Regions from separate parts of the Homo sapiens genome. Here region 2 is linked to region 1. A link is an interaction called in ENCODE POLR2A ChIA-PET data of the cell type or tissue named here. Cell type or tissue: CD4-positive, alpha-beta T cell. All regions are shown on one strand. Links, peaks and the distances in the headings refer to the core of each region. The heading gives the core; the rest is flanking DNA.

Region 1 (15,907 bases), core at 8,468-10,967:
TGCTGCAGCTGTACCCACGAAGTCTGCCCCTGCCTCTCATGAACACCCAACCCATTCGAGGCTCCAATAATTAGAATTTTCCTTGCTTCACTTTATCCATCTAAATCCTATCGAACTTGTCAAGGGCTACGTCAGTCTCACCTCCTCCATGAAGCCTTCTCTGATTGCCCAGCTGACATCAGTCTTACTGTCCTAAGTTTCCTAGTTCTCTATTTCATTCATTTAGAAATTAGAAAGTAGAAATGTACTTAATTATATTCTCAAAAAATATTTGAGCACCTGTTTGATTGCAAGGCAGGGAGGGTGGCTGTTGGGGCATCCATGAAAATACAGGACAGAATCTTCTAACAAGAAGCTTCAATTCTAAAAGGATGATAAAAATTCTAAAGGCATGGCCTAGAAAATTCCTTATTGCCATATATTGCTTTTCAGGTTGGATGCTATGATTTAATTCAAAAATAATAGTTAACAGTTATTAGGTGCTTGCTATGGGCCATTACTGTATTTAGCACTTTACACAAATTATTCTATTGAATTTTTTTTTGAGATGGGGTCTGGCTCTGTCACCCAGGCCGGTGTTCAGTGGTACAATCATAGCTCACTGCAACCTCGAACTCCTAGGCTCAGACAACCTTTCCGTCTCAGCCTTTTGAGTAGCTGTAACTGCAGGCATGTCTTACCACACCTGCGTACTCTTTTAATTTTTGTAGAGACAGGATCTCACTATGCTGCCCGGGCTGGTCTTGAACTCCTGGGCTCAAGCAATCCTCCCGCCTCAACCTCTCAAAGTGCTGGGATTATAGGCGCAAGCTACAGCACCAAGCTAAGTTATTTTATTTAACTCTTAATAGTACCCCATTTGGTAGATACTATTATTATTATTATTCCTACTTTAGAGATAAGGAAACTAAGGTGCAGAAAGGTTGACTGCCTCGTGTCAGCTAGTGAGAAAGCCAGGATTTGAACCAGGCACCCTGACTCCATTGTTTATACCCTTAACTACAGTGCCATATTTCTTCTGTGTTTCACCTTTTATGTTCAGCTAGAGTGAAACTCTTTTAAGTCCTGGAGGGCCCTGTGGCACTTAGTGCATCAATGCCTTTGTAGGTAGCAGGCACTGGTAGGAGGCAGTCAGTATTCAGGGATGCCTTGATGATCAGGCCCTGCGGTAGAGAGAAGAAGAGAATGTCCAAAGTTTCTTAGTTCTGGGCAATAGAATTGGGAAAAGCAACCAGGAGTCCAGCGCCTAAATATTGCTGTATACTAACTCTTAGCTCCCACTACCTCCTCACTAACGCAGCTCTTTTTTCAGGCCTACACCAAGGTTCCCGTGAATGTAGCCAGCAGATATTAGGAGGGCTTCTTATGAATCCCTCATCACTGGGTGGACACAGGCCCATTAGGAACAGGCCCAGAGGCCTAGTGACTTCAGATTAATGCTTGCCAGGACCAGTGAGGTCAAAACATTACCCAGAACTGGGGCTTGATGTCCTGTCTCAAGGACAAACTCATCCCATCCTATCTGCCAAGTTATAGTGATTGTACTTCTGAGAACAGGGAACACTTCAGGCAAGAAAAATGTCAGTCCTCATTCAAAGGGAATGATTCTCCTAAATTTAATGAAACTCTTACAGCCTAATCCCTCACCGATCATGATATCTGTTTATTTCATATTCATTGATCATCTACTTGGTACAAGAAGCTGTGGCTTCCTACCCATAAAGGAGGTGATTCCAGTTTTAGACACACGTATCTACAAGATGAGTCATAGGATAATGATTATCCTATCAACCATTTATTAAAAATTGCTTATCCGTTCCCTCTATGCTAATAAGTGTTTTGATAGACTCTATCTCATTTAATCTTTAAAACAAATCTGGATATAATTATTCCACATGGTGGACCAAGCTCTGAGAAGGTACTTTATAGTAGACTCTGCCCCTAACAACTATATTGTCTTTCTGTACCGTCCATGAGAGGTCCAGACAGTGAGGACCATAGAGAACGGAGGCCAAGGTCCCTTTTGGCTTAGTTGACCAGAAGTAGCTTGCTGGAAAAGGCTCCTGTAGATGTTCCCTCTTCTAATACCCCTACCCAATGCTTTCTTTTTCTTCAACGTAGCCTCCAGAGAACTCCCAAATTAATTTTTCTAGGATACAGCTATGATCACCATGAACTCTACTCAAAAACCTTCAGTGATTCCCCTGAAATTCCCAAACTACTCTTCAGCCTGAAATGCAAGGTCTCGACTTCACCTTGGCTTTCTGACCTTCTCTCTGTCTACTCCCTCTCCCTATGTTCTTGCCAAATAGAACTATTTGCTAGTCTGCATGTAGGTCCACCTGCTGCTTCCAAGGCTCTTGGCATACCATTCCTACCACCTAGATGCCTTTTCCTCATCTTTGTCTCTCCAACTCTTACCCATCCTTCAGAGTCCAGCTTAAATATCACTTGCTAATGATAGTTACTAAGCTAGGGCAAATATATCTATATATCTATATATATATCTTTTTTTTTTTTTTTTTTGAGATGAAGTCTCTCTCTTGTTGCCCAGGCAGGAGTGCAGTGGCACGATCACTGCAACCTCCACCTCCCAGGTTCAAGCAATTCTCATTACTCAGCCTCCCAAGTAGCCGGGATTATAGGTGCTCACGACCATGCCAGGATGATATTTGTATTTTTAGTAAAGACGGGGTTTCACCATGTTGGCCAGGCTGGTCTCGAACTCCTTACCTCAGGTGATCCACCCACCTCGGCCTCCCAAAGTGCTGGGATTACAGGCGTGAGCCACCGCGCCCAGCCATCTTTTTTTTTTTTTTTGAGATGGAGTCTCACTCTGTCTCCCAGGTTGGAGTGCAGTGGCGCAATCTCGGCTCACTGCAACCTCCATCTCCTGGGTTCAAGCAATTCTCCTGCCTCAGCCTCCCAAGTTGCTGAGATTACAGGCACATGCCACCACGCCTGGCTAATTGTTTGTATTTTTAGTAGAGACAGGGTTTCACCATGTTGGCCAGGCTGGTCTTGAACTGCTGACCTCAGGTCATCTACCTCCTCTGCTTCCCAAAGTGCTGGGATTACAAGTGTGAGCCACTGTGCCCGGCCATATATATTTTTTATACCATGTGTTGTGGCTTATTTGTATGTCATTTCCTCTACTAGACGGCAAGCTCCTTGAAAGTGAATCCAGATCTCATTCATTCATACATTTTCCCGTATTCCAGTATCCTGGTATATCTTTGTATTTTTCTGTATCCCCATACACTAGTATCCTAACCCAGTTAGAGCTCCATAAATATCTATTGGATAAATTGATTTTTAAAATCAAAGAATAAAATACATAAGCAGAAGGATTGGCCTTCCCTGCCAATCTTCCTTTGAAGTGCTCATACCTTTACACATAGGTTTGGAGTCCTACAAAGCTCAGATAGGATTGAACCCAGTGGGGTAACATTGTAGAGAACAATGAGTCATTTGCATAGTAGGTTGTAGAGTAAGAGGATGGGACGTAGAGTTCAGGGTGAGGGTAGAGGAAGGGCTGTAATAGCAATGAATTTCATTCTTTGTTTTTTGTTTTTGTTTTTGTTTTTGTTTTTGAGACAGAGTCTCGCTCTGTCACCAAGGCTGGAATGCAGTGGTGTGATCACAGCTCACTGCAGCCTTGACCTCCTGAGCTCAAGCGATCCTCCTACCTCTGCCTTCTGAGCAGCTGGGACTACAGGCGTGTGCACAACCACACCTAGCTACTTTTAAAATTTTTTGTAGAGACAGGGTCTCACTGTGTTGCCCAGTCTGGTCTTGAACTCCTGGGCTCAAGCGATCCTTCTGCCTCAGCCTCCCAGAGTACTGGGATTGCAGGCATGAGCCACCATGCCCAGCCTCACTCTTTGAAATATTGCCCAACATCCTGGTATTTGAATTCACCTCCCTTGCCTGGTGCAAATTGTGGCACCTCAGCCAAACCTAGCAGCCTGGTCTGTCACTAATAAACCCCAGATCCCTTCCTAGCCTGTCGCCTCTCACTCATCCCAGGGTACATGCTGGTTGCAAACTAAGCCCAAGAGTGGATTTGGACGCAAGTTGGTAAATAACAACTAGGCTTTTAGATTCGGAGTTTGGATGATGAGAAAAGTGAAGTTTTGAGTGGGTGGGAAGAAACCTTCCCTGATTTTGGCTGGTACATTCAGAGACTCACAGCACTAACAGACAGGGCAGGCTGCCGGGGCAGGAACCCTGGGGAAAGGTGTGTCACACAGGGCCTGAGGTGAAGGGAGAGCTGCTCGGGTAGCAGTGGGGGAGGGGGACAGAGGCTGGGAGATCCTTCCTAGAGATGGGAGCAGCTTTCCACTTCAAGGACCACAGGTCTGCAGGCCCACAGCTCCTAGGACAGAAACTTACAAAACTGTCACTGTCAGGAGGGAGTGCTGGCTCTCAGATGGACTCTGTTCCTGAGCCCCTATCTTGCTTCCATTCACCTTGCACCAGCTGCCCAGAGAAGCTAGCCTTGAGCTGATGTCTACCTTTGCAATATTCCACCTGAGTGCATGCTGTCTTTTGCTGATCTGGTCTTCCAAAATCTAAGAAGCCTACAACAGCATTTTGGGATATGGGACATTTAGAGGTCTCATTACAAGTTCCATGGGACTTTTAGAAAAAGCTTAGATCTATGGACAACTAGGAGAAGGCAAATTTAAACTTGTTTGAAGCAACCCACACAAGAGCAGGTTTTCCTAACCTGGGCGGGGGTGTCCATAAATTCCCAAGGGGGTCCATGTGAACTCAGGAGGCGATGAACCTGCTGAAATTATGTGAAAAGTTATTCATGAAAAAAATTAAAATTAAAAAAAAAAGAAAAGCTATCCGTGTGTGACTGCATTTAGGGTGAGGTAGGGGGTCCATCACCTTTATCAGATTCTGAAAGGGTCTGTGACCCGAAAAGTTAAACAAAACAAAGCAACACATTTTTCTAGAGGATGAAGGTGGGAACTGGGTGTCAGGGGAATTTGGAGGACATTCTAACTCCTCCCACTTCCCATATGCTGCAAACGTGTGCAGTAGGAAACAATGACAAATACTAGGAAGTGGCAAGCATTTCTTAAAAAGGGCCTTTAAACAAATAGAGTCCTGAGCATTTCCCAGAGTTTCTTATAAAAGTTGTCTTCCTCTCTTTAGGTAGCCCCTTTCTTTCTTTCTTTCCTTTTTTTTTTTTTTTTTTTTTTTTTGAGACGGAGTCTCACTCTGTCACCCAGGCTGGAGTGCAGTGGCGTGATCTCAGCTCACAGCAAGCTCCGCTTCCCGGGTTCATGCCATTCTCCTGCTTCAGCCTCCTGAGTAGCTGGGACTACAGGCACCCACCACCGCACCCGGCTAATTTTTTGTATTTTTTAGTAGAGACGGGGTTTCACCGTGGTCTCGATCTCCTGACCTCATGATCCGCCCGCCTCGGCCTCCCAGAGTGCTGGGATTACAGGCATGAGCCACTGCGCCTGGCCTTTTTTTTTTTTTTTTTCCCGACACAGTCTTGCTCTGTCACCCAGGATGGAGTACAGTGGCGTGATCTCAGCTCACTGCAGCCTCCGCCTCCCAGGTTCAAGCAGTTCTCTACCTCAGCCTCCTGAGCAGCTGGGATTACAGGCACCTGCCACCATGCCTGGCTAATTTTAGTAGAGACAGTGTTTCGCCATCTTGGCCAGGCTGGTCACGAACTCCTGACCTTGTGATCCACCCACCTCGGCCTCCCAAAGTGCTGGGATTACAGGTGTGAGCCACAGTGCGTGGCCACACTATTCTTTCTCTCTCTTTTTTTTTTTTTTTCTGAGACGGAGTCTCACTCTGTCACCAGGCTGGAGTGCAGTGGCGCAATCTTGGCTCACTGCAACCTCTGCCTCCCGGGTTCAAGTGATTCTCCTGCCTCAGTCTCCTGAGTAGCTGGGACTACAGGCACACGCCACTATGCCCAGCTAATTTTTGTATTTTTAGTAGAGATGGGGTTTCACCATGTTGGCCAGGATGGTCTTGATCTCTTGATCTCCCATCTCCCGTCTCGGCCTCCCAAAGTGCTGGGATTACAGTTGTGAACCACTGTGCCCAGGCTCTCTCTCTTTTCTTTTCTGTTTTCTTTTTTTCTTTTCTTTTTCTTTTCTTTCTTTCTTTTTTTTTCTTTTTCTTTCTTTTCTTTTTGACAGGGTCTTACCCTGTCACCTAGGGTGGAGTGCAGTGGTGCAATCACAGCTCACTACAGCCTCAAACTCTCAGGATCAAGCAATTCTCCCATTTCAGCCTCCCAAGTAGCTGGGACTACAAGTGTGTGCCATCATGCCTGGCTAATTTTTTTTTTAAATTTTTTTATAGAGATGGCATCTCTCTATGTTGCCCAGGCTGGTCTTGAACTTCTGGGCTCAAGCAATCCTCCTGCCTCAGCCTCCTAAAGTGCTGGGATTACAGGTGTGAATCACCATGCCTGGTTGTACACTACTCTTTCTTACTTGTCTCTCCTTCTAGTTTGTCTTCACTGCCACAGGGGAACCTCTTCTAGTAGCTGCTATTTCTTCAAGAAGGACGTGAAGCTAGAGACTCAGGAGTGCTTGTTTGTTAGGTTGGAATTAGGAGCCACATCCAGGAGAGGCTGAGTAAGTCCTTCATCTCATCCAGTGGTAGCCAAACTTTTCAAGCCTGAGTACCTCTTTAAGACTTCAAAACCTTAGCTGGGAGCAGTGGTTCATGCCTGTAATCCCAGCACTCTGGGAGGCCGAGGTGGGTGGATCACCTGAGGTCAGGAGTTTAAGACCAGCCTGGCCAACATGGCAAAACCCCGTCTCTACTAAAAATACAAAAATTAGCCAGGCATTGTGGCGCACACCTGTAATCCCAGCTACTCCGGAGGCTGAGGCAGGAGAATTACTCCAACCCAGGAGGCAGAGGTTGCAGTGAGCCAAGATTGCGCCACTGCACTCCAGCCTGGGTGACAGAGTAAGACTCTGTCTCAAAAACAAACAAACAAACAAACAAACAAACTTCAAAACCACTTTTGGATCCTTCCAAGTAATCATAATTGTACTTTTAGTATCTACAAATGAAGAACTGCATGCTGAGAAAAAGCTACCATGCATTCAGTAATACTTTTTACATGTATCTTAAAAATTATAGCAGCACCTCTGTGCATTTGACAAACAGCACAGGCTTTATGTGTGAGACGCATCATCTATTTGTTCTCTAGGCAATGTTTGCTGTGCATCTGGATTCAGGGACCCCATACTGTCTGAGACCCTCTCCCCTTCCCGCAAAGCGGGGATCGCTGGTCTAATTTAAGCTGTTTATTTTATAGATGAAGAAACTGTGGTCTAGGAAAACAAAGCTCCTAGTGAAGTAGTTTGGGGCCCATTTCCATCCAGGTCTCTTGACTATGTCAAGAGATGCCCATGGCATGATGCCCACGAGCTATAGAATGGACACTCAGCTATGACATCCAGTTTCCCACTCCCATACTGCCTGTGCTCTCCCGTCACTAGGAGGTGTCCAAAGGGATGAAAGGACGCTTTAGGGCTTGCCTGATCTGGGAAACAGTCAGACAAGAGAGTGAACCATGAAACACCAGGCCCTGGCAACAAACTGGAGCACAAAGCCATGACACGGCTGCCATGGGCTGAGGATGCCAAGCTGGCAGCTGAGCCCTCCCTCACTTAGTCCTCACTATAACCCTGACCATTAAGGAATATTATCTTCACTTTATAGATGAGGAAACTGAAGCTTAGAGAGGTCAATGACAATGTCACACAGTTACTAAAAGCTGCAGAGATAGGACTCAAAGCCAAGTCTAAATCCAGACCCTGAAATGGTAGTCACTATGCAATACTACTTTATGTAAGGCTGCTGGGCTCAGGATACTTGGGGCTTCTTCAGGACAAAGTTACTTTGCTACCCCTTTTCCCAAGGAATCATTCTAAACCCAGCCACAGCTTACCAAGAATGTGTAAGCCCCTCTCTTCCGGGAGACTATCTGCAGCACCAAGCATCTTGGCCACATCCTGCAAGGGCCCAGGAGGACTCCGCAGGCAATATGCCACCCTTGGAGGACACAGCGTTCTTTACATTCTAATTCTAGCTCACAGCCTGTGTACAAAGGAGGTTAGAAAGGGTGAGTTCCTATGCTCATTCCCACCTCTCTCCTCAGTTCACACACTGACTGCAGGGTGTGGGGCTGTGTAAAGATCGCCCCACTCCATGAAGCTCTTCAGAACTAGAGGAGCCCACACTGATTTTTCTCATTCCTTCTAAAGCATGTTCTCTTTGGCCATTAACATAGCTTCTGCCTTTTCTCTTTTTTGAATCACATATGAGAATCTTATATTGCCAGCAAGCACCTTGTAAGCAGGGGCCAAGTCCTAAACATACTCTCCATCCCCTACCCCAAGTGCCCAGCTTGGGGCTGCACACACCATCAACTCCTGATAAATACTTGCTGGACTCCATCCAATGGTCCTGACAATAAACTGCCCCCCTCCTGGACCATTCCTTCTAGCCACTGCTCTCCTCAAAAGAAATTGCGGGCACCTCACTCCCCAACTATTTCTCCACAAGGCACGTGACCTTTAGAAGTTCTGGGATTTAGTTTTGCTGCCCCTGTCAGAAAGAAGCCTGACCTTTCTGATAATCTGTTGTTTGTGGGGACCCATGGAGAATACACGAGACCAGTTTTTCTGCACCTGAACAGGGCTCTCTGAGAGCTCTGAGAGGCCATTGGAGGCCTTGGCTCTAAACCATCTGAGTCTAGAGCCAAAGCCAGAGATGGAGGGAGTCGGGTGTTTGCTCTTCTCCACTCTTGCCACCTTCTCAAGGGCTCCCGGTAACCAAGTGTGTTTGCCTTTTGCTACCCTGGGAGGCCAAGAGCCTCCTTTTCCCTGCAGATGGAGACAGAACTTCTGCGATAAGAGGCAATTCGGCTCCTGATCCAAAACTGCAGTCTCCTTGGAGCCCGAGGCTCTGGTGCCATGACTGAGAGGGCCCTGGGCCACAGTGCTGTCAGACTGACCTTCACTGGGTCAACCCAGATCACTAACCAAAGCCTGCTGGTAGGTTATATGCCTCTCTGAGCCTCAGTTTCTTCCTCTGTAAAATAGACAGATCAGGCACAACTGATTACTAAAGCCCTTCCTGTGGTAAGTTTCCATAGTCCTAAAACGCCTCTGGGCCCTGAGTCCTAAAATGCTGTTCTGGGGTTCCAGAGTGGCATACTGCCTTCTCAACACTCCCCCCTCACCCCCACCTCATTACCAACTCCTCACCCCCACCTTATTACCAACTCCTCACCCCCACCTCATTACCAACTCCTCACCCCCACCTCATTACCAACTCCTCACCCCCACCTCATTACCAACTCCTCACCCCCACCTCCTCATTACCAACTCCTCACCCCCACCTCCTCATTACCAACTCTCCACGGGACTTTTAACCACATACTGCAGCCGCACTTTGGCATTGTCCAGCAAGGAGCTCCTACGGGTTCAGATGGTCCTATTGACAGAACAGGGTTGCTGCCACCTAGCACCCTAGAAAACTTCCGAAGGAGAGAGAGGAGGCTTTTATGCAGTCTGACATTAAATCCGTAAATCAGAATCCCCCCTTATCCCTTTCAGACCACCAGAGTACGTTATTCACTGAATAATGTTAAAAACAGCAATAATATCTGAAAATTTTACCTGGGCACCAAGTGCCCAGAGAAAGAGGCACCTGGTGTTGGATGGACTTGAGTGTCAGGGCCCTGGGGTGAGCAAGGGCTTGGAGAACAAGTGACTTCAGACTGACCTGTGAGGGAGAGGCCCCTTCTTAGGAGGCAGGGCCCTGACCTCGCTGCCCAACAGAAGTTGCCCAATCTCTGTGGCTAAACAAAGAGAGCTGAGATGAGGAAACCAGAACGTCCTGGGGAGTGAGCGCAGAGCACAGAAAACACGGCGACGCCAGCGGGGCTGCAGCTGGGAGTGCTCAGCCAGCCGGCCTTCTGTGTAGGAAAGCCCTGGGGGAGCTCAGGGACCTGTGAGAAGAAGCACAGCAGCCTGAGCCTTTTATCCCCAGGAGCTTCAGAGCTGCACAGGCATCCTCTAATGTCAAGGCCAGAAAGAAAGGGGATGTGAACTGCTGCGCTTCAGCCAGGACACTTGCCTCATCAGCTGTTGTGGAGGCAGGTCTGGAGGCAGAAGGAATGCTTGGGCCACGGATATGCAGGGGCAGGATTAGAAGGAAGGATTCTCAGCACGCGGCCAGGGCTTTAGGGAAGGCTTCGTGAGGGGAGGACGTGCTCTGACTGCTGTGGGCTCTTCCCCCAGTGTCTTTCCTCTGTTGTCCTCTTAGCGCATCCCAGGCTTTACTACAACAACTTCGCTTAGATTAGGGACCTAGGGCAAGAACAGGGGGTGAACACACTTTTTTGTTTTTGAGATGGAGTCTTGCTTTGTCGCCCAGGCTGGAGTGCAATGGAGTGATCAGCTCACTGCAACCTCCGCCTCCCAGGTTCCAGCGATTCTCCTGCCTCAGCCTCCCGAGTAGCAGGGATTACAGGTGTGCGCCACCACGTCTGGCTAATTTTTGTATTTTTAGTAGAGACGGGGTTTCACCATGTTGGCCAGGCTGGTCTTGAACTCTTGACCTCAGGTGATCCGCCAACCTTGGCCTCCCAAAGTGCTGGGATTACAGGCATGAGCCACTGCGCCCGGCTGAGCACACTTTTTTTAAAGAACTGGAGGCAATGCTAGCTTTCCAAGTGCCTGAGATGCCAAGGTAAGCTTTTAGCGTCTTTTGATCCTTCATTGGTTCAACTAGGGATTCTTGTCTCCACACTTAGGTCACATCAGATGCTATTGTGTAGAAAGGTGTCTCATTTTGGATAAATCTTAAAGGTACAAGAGAGGAGAACACTAGCAGTTTCCTGACACCACTCAGAAGTCTTGCTTCTAATTTATAAGTTGGTAGCTAGGCCCATTTTGTAGTCAAGAAGTCCCTTTTCTTGGCATCGTGGCCTCTTTCCTATTTGGAGGGGGAATGGGGTGGGTTTCCTGCAACCTGCAGCACTGTCACCGTCATTACCCTGGGACCAGAGCAGTCCCACTCTTCACTGTAATGAAGCTCACGCACAGATGATCGTCTAGATTCCATCTCCAAACATTTTGTTCTGCCACCACCCAACGACCCAGTCTTATGTTCTCCCAAGACCAAACCCCTGGACCTACACACAGTCCTCTCTCTCAGGCAGTCTAGAATATTCAGCAGAATGCAAGAAGTCATGAGGTATAAACCATGGTGGGATTAGTAACTTACAGGACACAACCTGGTTACTCAGTGCAGCTTGACACAGTTTATCCCAATGGTAAGGTCATTACCATGGCCTTTGCTTCCTTCTTTCCTCCTCCAGCCTCTGTTCTTGGAGAAGTCCAAGTCAGCTCCTGGAGTTTTCCTGACTATAGGACTTTGCTTCAAAATCTAGTCCAGGCAACCCGTTGAAATGGCAATGCAGTCCTGGTTTTTTTATACTCAGAAGTTTCCTTGAACCAGTCCTTTACCTTCCTGAGAACTTCCTTTACCGCAACAAATTCTTATCAGCTTTCTCTAACTACTATACCTCTGGCCCATTACAAGTACTGCTTTCTGCAGCCCCTCACCCTAGCTAAAACCCCCTGGAATGATATTCTAGCTCTCCGAGAGTGTGCCTCACTTTTCCTTTCAGCCCTTTCCTCTCAGACACTTCCTACATCAACACAACTGCTCTGCCAATTGTAGGATTTTCCCTTGCTTGTCAGATGACCCTGAAAAGGGCATGTGAAGTCGTGTGAGGCACATTTCCTGTGCTTGGGATGCATGCAGCCCACAGGATGACAGTCCCACACATAGCCCTCTAATAGCCCATGGTACGTGCTGTACTAGTGGAGTGAAGCAAATGCTTTGGGAGAACTGAGAAAGAGGGATAAATTTAGCCGATAGGAGCTGAGGAAGGCTTCCCAAGGGCTGTGGCAGTGGAGCTGGGCTTTGAAGGGTGAGCAGAGTTTCTTTTTTTTTAAGATGGAGTTTCGCTCTTGTCGCCCGGGGCTAGAGTGCAATGGTGTGATCTCGGCTCACTGCAACCTCCGGCTCCCAGGTTCAAGCAATTCTCCTGCCTCAGCCTCCCAAGTAGTTGGGATTACAGGCATGCGCCACTACGCCCGGCTAATTTTTTATTTTTGGTAGAGACGGGATTTCTCTGTGTTGGTCAGGCTGGTCTTGAACTCCTGACCTCAGGTGATCCACCTGCCTCGGCCTCCCAAAGTGCTGGGATTACAGGCATGAGCCAGAGTTTCTTAGTAGAGAAAAGAACGAGAAGGAGATCTAGCCTTTGGAAAAGCTGTCAGTCATTTAAAAAAATCATGCTCCTCTTGGTAAATATAAGGTGTTCTCATTTAGCACCCTGATTGCTGAGATTTGGATGTAGCTTCCTAATGGGGCGTGCATATCTCCTTTGAGAGTCACTCATTTATCAGAGCTGAAAGATGACTGTAGGTTATTATTTCTATAATCCATAATGAAATCAGAGAGTCCTCCCCTACCTTACACATTCACACAAACCGCTCTCCCGACTCTTCAGAGAGACCATGGGAGTGCAGAATCCTCCTGTGGCTGGTGTCAGGGACGTGGGCTTGTGCGCTAAATGGAAGCAGTTAAGACCTCAAGCCTGCATCTTTTGAGCTCGGGACCACAGCCTCCATGAGCCAGCAGCTTCCTTGTCTTTGCATAACTGCTATTTGTTTTTCATAGAGCGCTGACAATGCACGCTGCCCGACGTGTGAAGACATGGTCTTGCCCCTAGGCCTCTGGGAACCTGAGCTAGACAGACACTCAGCTCTGGGTGCAAACACAGCTCAAAAAACAGGCAGGCCGAGCCCTGAGGTGTCAAGCCTTTGTTCCCTTCTTTGGAGGAAAAAAAAATGAGCTAACTAAGTGACTTCTCTGGATAAGAGGGAAGCAGGAATCCTCTTAGAGCACAGGTACTAAAGAACGTCTAGGCATGGAGGAGGAAGACATGTAGAGAGGCAAGTAGGGAATGCAAGGGGAAGAAGACAGAGGGAGGGAGCCAGGCCCGGCAGGACTGTGAGGGAAGAGTGCCATCTGCTGAGCCCCCCGTGGGCACACAGGCACACCGCCACCCCCACCCCACCATGTCCCCTGGGCATGAAGCTCACGCACAGATGATCATCTAGATTCCATCTCCAAACATTTTGTTCTGCCACCACCCAACGACCCAGACTTATGTTCTCCCAAGACCAAGTCCCTGGACCTACACACAGTCCTCTCCCTCATGCAGTCTAGAATATTCAGCCGAATGCAAGAAGTCATGAGGTATAAACCACAGTGGGATTAGTAACTTCCCAATACCCATGGACCCAAACCAAGCTGAGCAGGTGCCTGTGGAGAAGGCTGGAAAGTCAAGGCAGCAACCATCGCTAAGGATGGTCTTCTTTAGGAGGCAGTAGGACATCGTGTAAGAGACTGTTCTTACTAGCCACGTGCTATGGACAAGCTGCTTGGCCTTTCTCCACCCCACATGCCTGTGGCTTCTGGAAGGGCTTAAATGAATAGCACCTGGAAAGAAAATGCCAGTGTGGGGCCTGGCACATGGTGGAGGTACCATCATTGCTCCTTCCAGAGAAGAAAGGCCATTTTTAATTAATTAATTAATTTATTTATTTAATTTATTATTATTATTTTTTGAGACAAAGTCTCACTCTGTCACCCGGGCTGGAGTGCAGTGGCGCGATCTCGGCTCACTGCAAGCTCCATCTCCTGGGTTCACGCCATTCTCCTGCCTCAGCCTCCTGAGTAGCTGGGACTACAGGCGCCCGCCACCACGCCCGGCTAATTTTTTGAATTTTTAGTAGAGACGGGGTTTCACCGTATTAGCCAGGATGGTCTTGATCTCCTGACCTCGTGATCTGCCCGCCTCAGCCTCCCAAAGTGCTGGGATTACAGGCGTGAGCCACCGCGCCCGGCCTATTTATTTATTTTTGAGACAGAGTCTCGTTCTGTCTCCTAGTCTGGAGTGTAATGTCGCAATCTTGGCTCACTGCAACCTCTGCCTCCTAAGTTCAAGCAATTCTCCTGCCTCAGCCTCCCAAGTAGCTGGGATTACAGGTGCCTGCCACTATGCCCAGCTAATTTTTTGTACTTTTAGTAGAGATGGGGTTTCACCATATTGGCTAGGCTAGTCTTGAACTCCTGACCTCAGGTGATCCACCTGCCTCAGCCTACAAAAGTGCTGGGATTATAGGCATGAGCCACCGCCCCCAGCCCATTTATTATTTAAAATGCGTGATGAGATTTAGAATTATAGAGAAAGACCCAGAAAAAGGAGAAAAGGATACATTTTCATTTTTCTTAGGAGCCGCAGATATGCTTGATTTGACATAGCTGTCACAGGGATTTTGCTCATTAGCATGGGGAAACTATTCCTAGTGTGTCAGAGCACCCCCAGATTGGGCCAGCCAGGGATGGCAGGGGAGGAGGAGTGAACCTGGGAGTGCTGGGCTGGGGTCCAGTTGAAACTCTGCCACTGAATTGCACGCTTTGGACATGTCACTAAGCCTTTCTGGTCACACCTTGCCTGATGCCTTTTGTCCCTTTCACCCTGATTCTGTGATTCCATGAGGCCTGTTTAGCATCCCTTGGAAGACCCATGGATTGATTCACCAATCAGCCGATCAGGCGATCAATCTGTCTATCTACCTAGTTCACCTCAGGACCTTCTATGATTGCAGTGACGGAGAGGACCCGGTGTGCCAAGGGTGTGCTGCAGACACATGGGTCCTCTGGTTTTGAGGATACACAGATCTTTACAAGGATCAGAAGAGACTCAGGCACTTTGGGTTACGGGTGACAGAAAGGAACCTAAAGCATCTGAGACCAAAAGAGGGAGTTTATCATAAAGTGTCAGGATCTCTCCCAAGAACCACACAACAGGGAGATCAGGGAGGTCATCCAAGTGCCTGGGCCAGAACCTCGAGCCCTACCAACCCAGACAGCTCCTTCCCTCTGCTTTTCTGGGGCTGCCTGGCCTCTCATTTTTGCTTCTCCTGGTGCATCTTGGTTCATGTAGTCCGTGGAGGTTGAATAGCAACAGTGAATCTCAGTTCCAGATTAATGGAAGGGAAAATCTGATTGGCCCTGCTTGGACAGGACTCCCGCCCCTACTCTACCCAGCCTGAGCCAGATATTCCTGGACCGGATATAATGTCACCAGGCTACCTCCTAGGTGTGTGGAATTGGGGGTTTCTCAGAGAACGGGAGGTTGCGACTGCCCCGACACCCCACAGAGTGTTGTGTTAGGATGCAGGTTTCACTGACGCAAGACGCCAAATAATAACAGCTTAGACCAAAATGGAAGTTTATTTCTCGCCTGTGTGTAATAGTCTGCGTGCAGACAGTCCAGGGATAATACAGTAGCTCCACGGTGTTTGGGACCCAAGCTCCTTCTAGCTTGTTGCTCTGCTCCTGGGATATGTACCTTATACACATGATTGAAGATGCTCACCACAATCTCCACATTCCAGCCTGGGAAAAAGGGAGGGAGGGGATAGAGAAGACAGGTGCCTTCCTTTTAGGGCCACAATTCTTCTTGCTAAGTTCTCATTAGCCAGACCTTGGTCATACAGCCCTGCTGCTGCAAGACGGATTGGGAAATGCTGACTTTAGCTAAGTGGTCATGCATCCCGTCAAATATTCTACTATCCTGCAAGAAGGTCAAATAGATATTGGGGGGCAACCTCCTACAACAAGTAATAATGGCCTCGCTTCCTGGAAACTCATGGAAGTTTTTCTCTCTTCTGACTTCTAGCAGGTTATTTATTGCCAAGAAAGAGGTATGGTGGGTATGGGAAGAATATCTACAGGGAAATGC
Region 2 (15,907 bases), core at 2,047-4,546, 260 kb before region 1:
CCTATCATAGCTTTATGAACTACCTTTTCATTTTTCTAAAAATGTGATATTTAAGTCAAAGAGACTGTGGGCATGAAATGAGAAGAGTACTATATAAATTATCTGGCTGGGTGCCTGTAATCCCAGTGGTTTGGGAGGCTGAGGCAGGTGAGTCACCTGAGGTCAGGAGTTTGAAACCAGCCTGACCAATATGGTGAAACCCTGTCTCTACTAAAAATACAAAAACTAGCCGTGCGTGGTGGCACGTGTCTGTAGTCCCAGCTACTTGGGAGGCTGAGGCAGGAGAATCGCTTGAACCCAGGAGGCACTGCAATCACAGTGAGAAGAGATCATGCCACTGCACTCCAGCCTGGGCGACAGAGCGAGACTCCGTCTAAAAAAAAAAAAAATTATCTGTCACACACAGATAGTTATCTTTATTTTATGAAGTGAGTGGTTTGGATTTGATGACCTCTAAAATCTTTTTCAGTGTCAAATTCCTTTAACAACATGAAACTCACAAATTAGGAATACTTACATTCAAAATTCTTAATTTTGGGCGTGAAGTTTTTTCATGTCGAGAGCGACTCCTTACAGATTTTCGGTAATGCCGTTTTGTAGTTCTTCCTTCATGCCTTCCACTGGAAGATGGGACGTTCTCATTGCCATCACTCATACCTGAAGCAACATCTGAATGTGCACTTTGAAATTTAAAAAGAAAAAAAAGTGCAGTTTATAATATGAGATTTAAAGGTCTGACAGTTTGGCGTTTCATACCGTCTTATTTACCAGTCAAGGAAGGAGAATTCTAGTTTTACGTACCTGTCTACAGAGGAAGCCAAAGTGGTCGGCTGGGTAGCTTGGGTCTGTGCTACTGCAACTGGCTCTGCAGGAGCAACCTGAGAGACTCCCTGAGTACTCTGTGAATCGAAAAGATAACTCAAATCTCGGTAGTAATAGATTTATCATTCACTATCCCCAATAATCTACTTATTTTTTTCCTTATCCCTCCCCACTACGTCCTAGAAGCACTAAATTTACTAGTAAATTCTCAATATTCAGCATCTAGAGATAATGGTCTTAAAATTCCAAAGGAAGTTGCTAAAGCTAGTCTCTGGTATAGACTGCATGGTATGAGGTCAGCCAACATATCTGCTAGGCAGTGTGAACCTACAACTTGCCATGCAGCCAGCATCTTACCAAGAGTGTGCAATAGCGCAGACAGAGCATAGTACAAAGATGAATTCAGATCTTCTCCTAGCAGGGCAAAAATGATTGCTGAGAGCACAGGAGGGTAAGATACTCTTATGACTGCCAATGGAAAAAGTTTGTGAAAGGACAAGAATAATGGCTAAAGTACTAGCTAGAGAAGTGAAGTGCTAATAGGGTTCATCTTCTCCAAGGCACACTCACTTCCCAACAGAACAGCCAGTGGAAACAAGGACCCCACATTGGCATTTCATTCTGCTGTAAGAAAAAGTCATGCAGAAGTTAGTTTGACATGGTCTCCAAATAAGTTCTAAACCAGGGGAGCCTGTTTCTTTCTCCTTTATCATTGTTGTCCAATTACATATATACGTTTTACATATAAACATGCAGTAATTCTATTTACCTCCAAAACTGCTTGCTGGGAGGATGTAGTGGGGGCTTGTGCTAAACTCCCTCCTGGCTGGGACACTTGAACCTGTCCTCCTACACCACCCATAGGAACTAAAAGATTTGATTCCACATAAGGCTGCACCACTGTGGGAAAGTACCCAGGTGTAGCCAGTACTTCTGTCGGCATGGGAGGGGATAGGACTGTAGAATGGATGCAAACAGAAGCCACGTTGGAAGAGGGAGCAATATTTGAATCTCCTGGGTACTGTGGTGGCAGTCGAGGTGGGAAGCCCTGTGACAGAAATGAGGAAGGTGAGTTAGAGCAGGTTGGGGGTCAATAAATTAGCAAAACAGCAAGACATGCAAAAAAAAAAAAAAGAAGCACACAGCAAAGAAGAATAGTAGCCAATCTCTTTCTAATAATCTAAAGGGCATATAAAGACCACATTCTTGAAATGAAGTAGTAGACTGGTTCCAACAGAAGAGACAGGACTCTACAATACTACTTTATTGTCGGTTATCTTCACCTAGAGATGATTTAAATAGGAGGAACACAATTTCTTCCTAGCCAATCTTAAATGGAAAAATGCAAAAATTCTTCCACATAACAGTCATATCATGAAATGCTAATTTTCCCAGTCTAAACCCCGAAGCTTTTTGTTGATACCATGTTGGCTATTCTATTTATTCTACCCATATATGTAAAAGTTGCCAGGTGTACTATTAACCACATCTAGCATTCAATCAGCTTACAGTGAATACTGAGAGAACCATTTTTCTCTGAAGAAGTGTCTTGAGAAAAATGGATCAGGAATCACTGAACATCATTATCCAATCCTTTCTCAGAATTTTACTATTTTGCTTCTCTAGTTGACATGTTATTGCTAGTTATTCTGACACTCAACTATTAGATTTCCATGTTCCTGATGATCTACTAGGATCAAACTCTGTGGTGCCCTCTTTTGCTAACTAACACAATACCTGGTACAGAACATCTCCAGAGGAAAGTGGAACCTCAGCAGCTTGTCCAAGGTTAGCTGGTATTCCCATGGACTGAACTGCTGGTTGTAGGAGCTGTGGGTGAACCTGACTTGGCAGCTGAGTCACAGGCTGCAGAAGGGTTGGAAGCTGACTAGGAACCACAGTTGATACCCCCGGGATCGCAGCTGTTGTAGCAGATGAAGCCAACGTGAGCAGAGGCTGAGTAATGCCAGCTGCCATTGTGATGGGAAGGGATGAGAAACCTGTCTGAGCCGTAGACACATGAGGAGTTGATATGGGAATCTGAGAGACAGGGTACTGAGGGAGCAAGGGAGTAGGGAGCGGCTGTCCCACTGGAAGGAAATGAGCACCAGAGTGGACTGGAACAACCGAGGGTTGTGTCGCAACTGGGATCTGAGGTTCGCCTTGGATAGTTGGTACTGGCTGGGAAACTGGAAGCTGGGAAGGTAAAGAAAAACAAAACAGACAGGCTTAAAAAAAAAAAAAAAAAAAAAAAAGCAAGGCTGCCAAAAGCAAGATTTATGTATTAGCCAAAAAGAAGGAAAAAACAAACAAAAAAAAAAACACCAAACCAACAAAACCCTGCATACATTAGTGTTAAGTTAATATGCCACATAAGAATATGGAAAGGAGAGCAGGAGAGAAAGAGGCTAAATAGACTATTACTGTTCTACACCTTTTGTCATAGAAATATTTGCTAATGCTTCAGCATTTGGCAATAGAAGAGGACCCTTCCATAGACAAGGGGTTGGCTTTTTTTTTTAACAGCTTTATTGGAATATATTTTATATACCATAATGCTATCACTAAAGTTACGACTGCTGTTACAGTAGTTACTGAAATTCAAATGAATTCCTTCCCAGTGGAATTAAGATTTCATTCGTATTATTTCTAAAATTCTTAAGTCCAACATGGCTCAATAAAAATTGGTATAATTCACATATTTCACTCATTCTAGGATGCAATCATCCCTCTCCACTACCTGATCATTTTAACATGTGAGAAATTGGGATCTACTTTATAACTGATAATGTGGTACATAAAATATGGTACATTTTAAAGTTGATAGCATCTCAGATGTGATGAAATATTAGGGTAACAATACACTGTGCACATACATGCACAACAGTACTCAAAAATAAAGTTGAAAAAAGGTCATTCAGAAAAGCATACCTTCTACAGGGTACTTCTCAAGTGATTAGGAGGACTACTTAAGAAAAAAAAACATTCCACACAGTAAACAGTGCAGAAATCTACATGAAAATAAAGCATAGTTTCAAACCTAGAATATCAGACATAGCTGACACAATTCTAGGGAATGTCATAGGTTCAGTTACCAGAGCACCTTTATTTAACCTGTTATTTCTAATACCTGTTACATCAATTTTGGACTGGTAAGACTAGAAGTGAAACTTTGGATTGTCACTGCTGTCAGTAACGTACCCATTTACATTAAATAATGCATATGCACCAATGAGGTGATCTTCACTTCATTTCTGCAATGAGATTAACCTACTTCAAGGGTTGGTTACCCTTAGAAGAAAAGGTAGAAGTCTATCCACATGAAAGGACAAGTTACATGGAAATCCCTTTTAGCACCCTTTCAGAAATTAAGAGTTTACCTGTTTAAAAAAAAAAAAAAAGTTTACCTGTTTTCCAGCTGATACTTGAGGCAAGACTTGTGGAGCTTGAGGCTGACTCACTGGCTGTGCAGTAGTGGCCTCACTGGAGGTTGATGTCTGTGAAAGTGAATACTGCACTGTCTGTTGAGGAGGGGCTGTCTGCTGTATTCCCTGCTGCTAAGAATAAAATACAATGATTCAGTTTTATTTCAAATCAATAACAGCATGTTTCTAAGGAAGCATGTTTACCTAAAGCCTTCAGTGTCTGTAAATAATGATGATTTTAGTAATCAAGACATGCACAAACCCAAATTCATCAATTTCCATTATATATTTGTTTTCCCTCTGATGTTCTTTGTGATGGTGCCACCAGGAAAAATTAACCAATCTTTTAATACTCAAGTTACCATTGGCTCTTCACCCAATTATCTCCCTCACCCCAACAATAGGTCTTTACAAAGACATTTACATAACATATCCAGACAGTTCCTTTCCCCATCCCATCCCTGCCATTCCCTTTTCCCTATCTCTTGGCATCAGCTCTCTCTTTGGCACCTATATCAGATAGATCCAATAGCTTCCTTTAATCTTTTTTCCTTACCCTATTTTATCAACTGTATAATTAATATGCTTGAAGAATAGCTTTGATTATAGCTACAAAATAGGGAGGAAAGCACTGGATTTGGAATAACAGACATTTTCAAATTTTAGCTTTAATATTTACTAGCTGTTAATGCCTTAGATTGCTTATTTTATTAAAAAAATGAAGTTTCTCTTTTTGAAACAAGGACATTATTTTTTAACTCAAAGTGGGGCAAAGGGAATGACACCTGGGAATCTACTATGTACTAGGGACTCAAGTATAATTTAATGCATGGTGCGTAATTATACACCTAATTTAATGCATGGAACATAACTGTACTCGAATACTAAATTCTGTAATAAATCAAGCAAACAAAACCAAACAAAACAGGACTATGACCCCTAGAGTACTGCCCCTTCTGTCTAACAAATAAAAACTTGAGGCTGGGCGCGGTGGCTCACGCCTGTAATCCCAGCACTTTGGGAGGCTGAGGTGGGCAGATCACCTGCGGTCCAGAGTTCAAGACCAGCCTGACCAACATGGAGAAACCCCATCGCTACTAAAATTGCAAAAAATTAGCCGGGCGTGGTGGCACATATCTATAATCCCAGCTACTCAGGAGGCTGAGGCAGGAAAATTGCTTGAACCTGGGAGGCGGAGGTTGCAGTGAGCCGAGATTGCACCATTGCACTCCAGCATGGGCAACAAGATCGAAACTCTGTCTCCAAAAAAAAAAAAAAAAAAAAAAAAAAATGAAGTTTAGGGCTGACTTTCAAGATCTTCTAATACCTAATTTATATTTTTTCTTTAATACAACATCTGCTTGTAATAAAAATTTTAACTAGTACATCATATTATAAAGTTAATGAAAATACCCCTAATCCTATTCTCCAGAGGTAACCACTATTAGTCGTTTGGTGCATAACCTTCATGGATTTTTTTCTATGCGTAAGTGGCCATTTTCACATAGTTTTCTTTTTTTGTTAAAATAAACAAAACAAAAACATGCCTTTCCTATACATAGTGTTCTATAGCATACTACTTTAATTTCTAAATGGCATCAGTCTCCTAATGATAAACACTTTGGTTGTTTCATTTTTGCTACTTAAAATAATGCTGCAACCAACAGCCTTTTACGTATGTGCTGGTATACCCATACGACTAATTGGTTACTGCTGGTATAAAGATAAGCTATTTATTTGTACATTTATTATGTATCTTGCCACCTTGATAAGTGTCTTAGATTTTGTTAGGTGATAATCTACAAATAATATTTTTGCTCTTCTTATATTTATGTCAATTAAAATCACCAAAAGAATGCTAAAATATAATGGCAACAGCAGTCATGTTTGGTTTATTCCTATTTAATTATTTCTGATAATGTATTCTTTTTTTTTGACACGGAGTCTCGCTCCGTTGCCCAGGCTGGAGTGCAGTGGCGCGATCTTGGCTCACTGCAAGTTCCGCCTCCCAGGTTCATGCCATTCTCCTGCCTCAGCCTCCTGAGCAGCTGGGACTACAGGCGCCTGCCACCACGCCCGGCTAATTTTTTGTGTTTTTAGTAGAGACGGGTTTTCACCATGTTAGCCAGGATGGTCTTGATCTCCTGACCTTGTGATCCGTGCACCTCGGCCTCCCAAAGTGCTAGGATTACAGGCGTGAGCCACCGCGCCCCGGCCTCTGATAATGTATTCTTATTTTAACTTTTAAAGAAGCAGAAATGGCTGCTGAATTACATGAAATTTATTTTCTGCAAACTAAGATAAACCACATGTAGCCAATTCTAAAGGTGCTCTGAATATAAGACAAATTTGTTAATTTCCCACCTGAGAAAAAGGAACTAAAAAACCAGAAAACCTTTTTTATTTGCCAACTTGAACAAATTTAAACTTTAAGGAATGTGAATGAGATATCTATAATTATCTAACTCATTAATTTACACACGTAAATAAGATTGCATATTAAATATATTAATTCAGAAATACTGCTCCCTCTCCCCCAAACTCTACATAGGTAAAGACACCAGCATCTTTACCTTCACTGAAGCTAAATTATGAACGCTCCTGCAGTTTTCTGGCATAACATAACACATTCCATCTAAGTTGTATCTTCAGGTAAAATGTGCAGTGAAAAGCACCTATTTACATAACATTAAAATAAAACTAGATTTTTTTTTCCTTTCTCTTATAGGTTTTTATTCATGTAACCCTTATATTGACATCTTAAAGAGATCTTTAAGCCAGTTGTTTAAAATCACATACAGTCCTCAGAATAGTGAAGTCATATTGCTGAGAATAAGGACTAAATTTATGTTTATTCCTTAAAAATATTCTGTCTGATGTTCTCAATGAACATTTCTAACTACATGAGCTGAAGTCTTTGCAGGCACATTTGTTCTCACCTGTTTCATTTTATTTCATTAACCTTTTTTGGTTTGTTGTTGTTCAAAGTAAAGGACAGTGAAAACCCTGTAATATGAGAGTACGATAAAGGTCTGAATACATGGTTATTCCCCTCTTTTCTAACGGATAAATTTGAGGAAGAATTCCCATGTTATCTTTGGGCATATGGTAATCATATGCTCCCAGCCCCCAATACATCCTCCTTAATTCAAAATTATGCTCATATCAAAATTTAGACTCTATCAACTCTTTCCTGAACTTATACCTTCACATATCTATGCTCTAGTTAAACCAAACTAAAGGCACATTTGTTTTTGTACCCTATTTTTCTATCTTAGGGCCTTTCACATTGCTCACAGTATAATTTTTTTATCTTCTGGCCTGGAATATTCTTTATTTCTACATCTGAGTCTAACTTATAATCAAAGTCCATTTCAAATGCCTCCTTTTTCCTAAAGTCTTCCTGATATTCCCTTTCCTGCTTGGGAGAGATGTTAATTTCTTCCCTTTTTTTGGACATAATTGGGTAGTAGTCAAATGGTGAGCTGTGGAATTAGATTATTTGGATTTAAATTCTGTTTTTACCTCTTATAAGCTGTAAGTTTGGGTAAACTACTCACCTTCTCCAGATCTCAGCTTTCCCATCAGTAAAATGGAAATAATTATAGCATCTATACTTATAGGGTTCTTAAAACGATTAAATGAGAATGTAGGTACAATGTACAAAGCACTTTAATATTAGCTATTATCCTTATTTGTTTTTTAGAAATTTACATATATATTTACTATATTATTTAGACTCTTTCAAAGTAGTCATACCTGGTCCAGCTCGGTAGACCTTCAGTATCTGAACTCAATTAGGAAAAAAAGCTGAAAGGACTGTCAAAAATGAGCAGTTTTATGGACAAATTATTTCTTTGCTTAAGACAACTGAGAGGCATCTATGACAGTGACCCTTGTATTAACATCTTAAAGAGATCTCTAAACCAGTTGTTTACAATGGCTAACGGTTAATGTTACATCTTAGAGCATCTGGGGAGAAGTGTCACCTCTGGATATGCCAGAAGTACATGATGATCTGCTGTGCGCAGTCCCACTGACTAATAATCAGCACTTCAGCCAGGCAGGGGTGGTCTAGCTTAACAGTTTAGCATCATGCTCTGCCCAAGCTTGCCTCATGAAACCAGTTCAAACAGACTTTATGGATAGTAGGGTAGGTAGTTCACAACTTCGGTGCTTTTTTTTTTTTGAGATGAGTCATGCTCTGTTGCCCAGGCTGGAGTATGGTGGCAATATCATAGTTCACTGTAGCCTTGAACTCCTGGGCTCAAGTGATCTTCCTGCCTCAGCCTTCCAAGTAGCTGGCACTGTGTCTGACAAAGTTCACAACTTTGTTTGTGGTCACAAAGCTTTTCAGCAGGAGGCAGCTATTTTTGGTACCTTGCTAAGATCTAGTATATCACTATACGAGACCCTACAAAAACACACAAAAAAGCAATTCCTCATTTACTATGTTCAAGAAACGCATGAAATAAAGTAAATTTTAGCAAAAGTATATTTCTTTCCTCACTAAAATAAAACAAGAGATATGGTTCTCTAAGGTGGGATTGGGACCTGAAAGTACGTAAAACAAAAATCATGTCTAAAAATAGACTATCCATATAGTACAAAAAGTTTTCAACCTTTCTTTTTTCAAACGTGGAACTCCAATAATTAAAACAAATAAAGACAGCTTCTGAGGTACATTTGCAGAATCATTAAGTCCCTGCAGAACTTTATTTAAAATGGAAGAAACAATACTATTCTAGGAATCTTGAATTCTGGGTTATAATTTGTAGCTCCCTTATTATCTAAGTGACTTTGGAGAAGTTAATTATTCTAGACCGAATACACTTCCTATATATATCGAGGGCTCAATTTTGTGATTCTACAACACATGCTATAAAAGTATCTAAAACAAAAACATCACTGAAACAAAAATTAATTTTTGTTTCTGCTGTAGAGATAGCATTTAGCCATATTTTTTTCTCCTGGAGAGGTAGCTACCTAATTCTTTTAATCTGACATTTATGGTACTGCTCTCTTCTTTTCTCACACTCTTTCTTAACATGAAACTCAATGAATTATTTTATTATCTTCTTCATTTGATAGTAAGTATACATACATATCCCCAAATACAAGACAGATAACCAATTCCTTTGGAAAAGAAAAAACAGAGCACATACAATTTGCTCAGTTCATTGGTGTTCGTCTACATCCAAAGATAAGCAAGTTAGGAGATTAGTACTCAGTACTTCCATTCTCAACCAGCTTTATGTGACTTGTAATTTGCATTCTAATTAGGAACTGTTAATAGAATAAAACAGATTTTGTTAAGGTTGGCAAAAATATGTTTACTTGAATTTAACCAGTCTTGTTTGGAAGAAAGGACAGGTGCAAAACAAAGCATATAAGTCCCAGTCCTTCAGTTCACGGAGTGAATGCATGTATAAACAAACTAATCAACTGTTTCTGTAGAAAGTGCCTTTAAGTGATTTTCATCTTGTACAAGCAACTCCTGATCTTAAACCAGTATCGAATGACTACATGACCATATGTTGGACTGAAAAAGGGCCATTTGTAATTAAGAACCGAAAACTTTGTTTCAAAACCAAAAACTAATAGAAACAGAAGCCAGTTTAGAGTTTGCTGATTAAAAAACCCACATGGGGAACTAACATTAGGAAGTTTGCATTACATACATAGTGGCTACAAATTTTATGTAGAATAGCTAATAAGTATTCAATTATGCCAAAAATGCATTATTCCCTTGCAAATAATTACTATTAACTAATATCAGTGATGCACTATAAATATTTAATTTTAGAATTACCAGTTTTACTGTTGGATGTATCAGGATGACACTAATCTCTTGAATTCCTTGAACTTTCTGGAACAAGCCCCCCAAAACAAAAGTTAAAATATTTTGGCTGGGCACAGTGGCTCCCAGCACTTTGGGAGGCCAAAGCGGGTGGATCACTTGAGGTCAGGAGTTCAAGACCAGCCTGGCCAACATGGTGAAACGCCATCTCTACTAAATTAGCCAGGCATAAGTAGAACGTAATACAAAAATTAGCTGGGCATAGTGGCACGCGCCTGTAGTCCCAGCTACTCGGGCGGCTGAGGCGTGAGAATAGCTTGAACCTGGGAGATGGAAGTTGCAGTGAGCCAAGATTGCACCACTGCACTCCAGCCTGGGCAACAGAGCAAGGCTGTCTCAAAATAAATAAAAATAAATAAATAAATAAATGTTCTTGAAGTAATTGTTCTTAGGTTTTCATTAGATGCTTCTTAGCGTAAAATCTGACACATCATTCTACAGATTAGAAATAATTAAAAAGAAGTGCAGGATTAGTAGAGGCAAGCACAATGAAGGTAATGACAAATCACTGCTGCAAGCAGTGGAAAAAAAGAGAAAAGGAATGACATACTCTTTGTACCGTAAATTATGTGTAGAATCCAGGCTGGGTGAGGTGGCGCATGCCTGTAATCCCAGCACTTTGGGAAGCCGAGGAGGGTGGATTACCTGAGGTCAGGAGTTTGAGACCAGCCTGGCCAGCATGGTGAAACCCCGTCTCTACTAAAAATACAAAAATTAGCTGAGTGTGGTGGCAGGCACCTGTAGTCCCAGCTACGTGGAAAGCTGAGGCAGGAGGACTGCTTGAACCTGGGAGGCGGTGGTTGCAGTGAGCTAAGATTGCACCACTGCACTCCAGCCTGGGTGACAGAGTGAGACTTTGTCTCAAAAAAAAGGTGTAGAATCCTCTTTTAAAAAGATAATTATATCAGTAATAATGTATGTCTACTAAATTGTTCAAAAGTATATTAAACAAAAGAGATTTTTCTGAAACACAGAAAAGTCTCTTTTTTTTCTTTGTTACTGAACACAAGACATGGTATGCCTCTTAATTTTCCTTTCAAAAACTTAGCAGGCCATTTATATAACAAATCACAAAAGTTAAAATAGTGTTCTGGCCACTGCTAATTCATAAAATGTTGCAATGCATTGTTCTCACCTGCTGAGGATGTTGTATGGGTTGGGAAGATGAAACCCCTGTTAAGCTACTTGAGGATGGCTGACCCTGGCTCTGCCCCTGTGCCTGAAGGAAAGAAGTGAACACAACAAATTAGAGAAGGCCTAAAGTAAGTGTATAGAGGTCAGGCTTTTGCAATGAATATTTAATCTCCTCAGAGTTTGCTTGATCAAAATGAAACATTAACCTGATTATGTATGGGAGAGGCCTCTGGGTCAACTTTTGTAAGAAAAATTTAGAAAAGGATCATACCACACAACATGTTCTGATCCCAACCCATGCAAAACCCACTGACAGTGAAAACCTAAGCTGTCAATGCTGCTCAGGCTGTAATTTTAGCTGGCTAGAATCGTCAGATTCATAATAAAATTTGTTATTAGAAATACAATAATCAGGAACAAAGTATTAATACTATCAATCTGAAATTTATCTGAAGAATTAAAGAAAGGTATTTGGTAATGCTAATTTGGTAATACTTCTTGTAGTGCCACAATGACTTTTATCAAAAGTATCAAAAAATCTGTTATCATCAACTGCCAAGTACCTAGGGCGATCATTGCTATCCAGGAGCAATCCTGCCACCCCCAGGGGGGCACTTGGCAATATGTGGAGACATTTCTGGTTGTCACAACTGAGGGAGATTGCTGCTACTAGTATTTAGGAGGTATAAACCAAGGATGTTCTAAATAGCCTACAATACATAGAACAGCCCACCACAACAAAGAATTATCCAACCTCAGATGTCAACAGTGTTGAGTCTGAGAAACCCCAACTACAGTGTTTCTCACTAGAAAGTGAGAAATGATGCAGGACTATATATAGGTATGTTAACGAAATGAAAAGGCTACCACTTTTGTCATTCCATTTCAGTTTACAAGGGGTTCCTTAAAGCTTACATGGATATAATATCACATTCCACTGCAGCTTAACTATTATAAATATTGATTCCTTCTGTAGTATGTCTATAAATTAACTACCTGGTATTTTTTACTTTGGAAAGTCTAAAGGATAATTACTGGCAATACATTAATATTTATAATAGGGGCTGCAACTTGAATACTGATGTGAATATACTGCATGCCCATGTATAGCTGTCAAGCTTCTGGATCTTTTTGTGTCTTAGTACAGCACTAAATAATTGATAATTTGTGCACATTTTGGGAGTTGTTTATGCTCCTGATGAGGGAAGAACATAGGAAGAAAGTAGGAAGAACAACACATAGTACTTTATGTAGGATATCCAAATGTCTTCAATATATAACTGCATAGTCTTCTATGTAGATTTTATAAGATGTACACATTTGATAAAATATACCAAATGAATATATGAAACAGTAAACACTGACTGTACTTTTGAATTCTATTACATTCATTACATTGTCTTTATTTGCTAAGTGTGTATATGCTCATACACATAAATAACTAAAATTAAATTTGTTGAGGAAAATACAAGGCCTAAGATGTCTACTGTTCCTTAGCTTGCAACATATCACAAATTCTTATAACAAAAAAAAAAAGCCCACCACTCACTAGATTGTTAGTTGCTAAAAATTAGAATCAGTCCTTAATTTTATGAATTAGCATTTTATTTGGACATATAATAATGCACAGCAACTTGCTTGACTGATGCCATTTTAAAAAGGCATTTTCATTTGTTAAGGCAAATTCCTAAACTGTTTCCTTTTCTATCTTTTTTTATTCCCATGATATACTTTGTCTTTTTAGATCCTTCGACACTAATGAAAATTCTGTGTATTATTAATATTACCTCAAAAACAGCATTCCCTATTTTCCATGTTTTATATTTTATAGAAAAAAAATTTATCCTATTTTTTAAAAACTTGTTTGGAGGAAGAAAGTAATACTTAAGATTTGTATTCCTAAATAATGCTGGGTCAACCATACATTACATACACTTGCATTTTCACTACTGGTTGAAAATAACGTGCATAGAAGTCGTGATTGTGAAGAATGACTAAAATTCTAGTTTTTGTGTTTTTTCCACTGGTTTTCACATATAATAGGTAAATCAGGTAGCTTCTCTCACATTTTGTTTTTAAATGCATATATGTAGTTCACAACCCCCCAAAGATGGGGAAACTCTACTGATAAAATTAAACAATATTTCTCCAAAATCCATGATTCAGGGAAATAAGGAATAGAAAATTTAAATGTTATGGTGCAAAGTAGGGTAGTTTAAAATAATTGTGGAAGTTTTCCTATAACCTGTGGATGAAGTGCAGATCCTCCTGAAGAAAATGAGGCAGTTAAGACCTGCTGAGATGTGGTTCCTTGGGGGAAACAGAAGAAAAGTGGGGATTCTTGTAACACTGTCTGAGGCAGATGGATAAAGGGCATTGAGACGTCAGAGCCAAAAGGTGCAGCTGCTCCCCCTGTAGGGGGAGGTGACTGAAAATCACTGGGGTCTGAAGAAGTGATTTGTGAGGAATCACTGGAATATTCTGGGCTTCCTATTGGCCAGTTCTGTCCGATAGGCTCTACCACAGAAACGGTCAATTCTGGGGCATGGTAATTATGCTTTTCTTCAGTCACAGGCTGCAAGTAGCCATGTAATCCAACTGATTGAGGAGGCAGTTCTTCTTGATTCAAGTCCACTGCAACCTGCCGATTTCGGTAAACACGCTGAGGTAAAATTCCACCTCCTTCTCCTGAAGAGGAGCTTGGTGTGTGAACATGAAATTCAAATACACAGTTGCTTCTGCTCTCATTGTTATGAGTTAACACAGCAGGCGCAGAATGAGGAACAAAGACAGGGTGAAATTTCAAACGTGTAGCATCTGTACTGATAGGTGCAGAAATACTAGAGAGGGGAGATCCCGGACCCAATCCAGAATCTAATCTTAGATTCTGAAGGTGTCCTACCAGGAAAGCCTGTCCAGATGGAAATTCAAAGACAGAACTTGAAGTAGGGCCCCCTTGTACTGGCTTCTGTTCAGGTATCTGTTTCATAGGACTTGACAGTACTGATGAGTTGTATGGAATGCCCTCATACTGTTCTGCCACCCGGGCCTGGTAATGTACCCCAGCTACATACACTGCTTCCTGAGGAATAAAATAGTGAGCTTCTTCTGGAAGTACTAGTCCAGGTCTATAGTCACTGTAAACTTGAGATGGTTCAAACATAGGATGGACCTGTATCTCACATGACTCTCCAGTTACTCTACTGGCTGTAGTACCCAACATAACTACGGCCTCTGGTGTCCAGTTAGTTGGGCTGCCACCAGGTGGAAGAAGACTTTGGCCAACAGTCCTCAGCAGGGGTTGGAAGTGGTGAGTTTGGGCTTCCAGGAAGGAGGTGCTCTTACGCCGCTGGGAAATGGCTACTTTCGGTGGGCAGGTGGGAGGTGGTGAAAAAGAAACTGGACGTTCATGAATAGTTGGGAAAAATATCTGTGATTCTGGGTATGTTGGGGTCCCCCCACACGGATGCGCCATGGACTGAGGCTGTATCAACATGAATAAGACAAGTAATTCATACATTCATATGTGAAATTACATCAGACATGCACAACTGGGTAGTTCTGTGTAACCCTATGAAATGGTTACACTAAATTTATAATTAATAAATAAATAACAATGCTTCTGGAAATTATGTGCATAGTAAAAATCCATTAAATACATCCAGGGCCAATGAAATCAATCTGTGGGCTCTTTGCTTTAGATAAGAGCTGCTTTTCCATAACTTTCCTCTCTCAAAGGAAATGGAAGAATTAAACTTTGTAAGTAATTATTTCGTTTTTACCCACACTTAAAAAGTTCACTCTTAAGCATTAATGTAAATTACATCAACAGAAAAAGAGTTAAAGGAAGAGTAAGAACTAAAACAAGGCATAAAAGCCCGACTAGTTCTATACTGTAAGAAGTGTGCTTTAATTTAAACTATTGAACTAACTTTCCCTATATTCTTATTACCCTGTGATATGTTAGAGGCCTTCAGTTTTATTTTCTTATCAATTAATAGTATGCCTTCTAACCAGAAATCAGAAGAGATTTTTGGTGGATAGTAAAAGATATATAATTTGACTAGTGACAGTAATGTCTTTCTCCTATCTCTCCCAAGCTAGATGATTAATAGTTTTATTATATTTTTACTACATGAAACATGTTACAGAGTTAAATCACAAAATGTCCATTTTTCTGATCATAAATAAGAGTTGCATAACCATGAAATTTCTTTTTTCTTTTTTTTGAGATGGAGTCTTCCTCTTTCGCCCAGGCTGGAGTGCAGTGACAATCTTGGCTTACTGCAACCTCCGCCTCCTGGGTTCAAGGGATTCTTCTGCCTCAGCCTCCCAAGTAGCTGGGACTACACGCGTGCGCCACCACGCCCAGCTAATTTTTGTATTTTTAGTAGAGACACATTTCGCCATGTTGGCCAGGCTGGTCTCGAACTCCTGACCTCAGGTGATCTGCTCACTTCGGCCTCCCAAAGTGCTAGGATTACAGGCGTGAGCCACTGAGCCCGGCCGTAACCATGAATTTTCTGATTCTGACATCCTGGTGTTCTAATCAACTGAAAAGGGTAATATAAATGACAGCCAATTTTATTTGATAGCACTTTTTATTCTAGAAGCAGTTCTAGATTTAAGACTAAATTTAGAAACACAGCTTGCCAAATGCAAACAA

Evidence for each region. Peaks named below come from ENCODE experiments on the same cell type or tissue, not always from the same donor. Only the 100,000 strongest peaks of a DNase experiment are listed, where the experiment ranks them.
Region 2: POLR2A ChIA-PET joins it to region 1 with 5 read pairs; 2 of 35 experiments call an interaction of 5 or more read pairs at or near these places.

Annotation. Positions count from the first base shown.
Region 1 is chr12:611,722-627,628 of GRCh38, reverse strand. The region is part of intron 1 of NINJ2 (ninjurin 2); the gene reads left to right. Among named protein-coding and RNA genes, the nearest start is that of NINJ2-AS1, 11 kb to the left of the region's middle. RefSeq lists enhancers at 3,172-3,915, 3,916-4,660. In CD4-positive, alpha-beta T cell, for the core only: no CTCF peak of the experiment used is centred there; a DNase peak (open chromatin) is centred at 9,888.
Region 2 is chr12:866,684-882,590 of GRCh38, reverse strand. It overlaps WNK1 (WNK lysine deficient protein kinase 1), which reads right to left. Exons shown (of 28, transcript NM_018979.4): 9 at 11,243-11,326; 10 at 4,230-4,379; 11 at 2,560-3,018; 12 at 1,592-1,870; 13 at 802-899; 14 at 518-680. Among named protein-coding and RNA genes, the nearest start is that of RAD52, 75 kb to the left of the region's middle. In CD4-positive, alpha-beta T cell, for the core only: no CTCF peak of the experiment used is centred there; no DNase peak of the experiment used is centred there.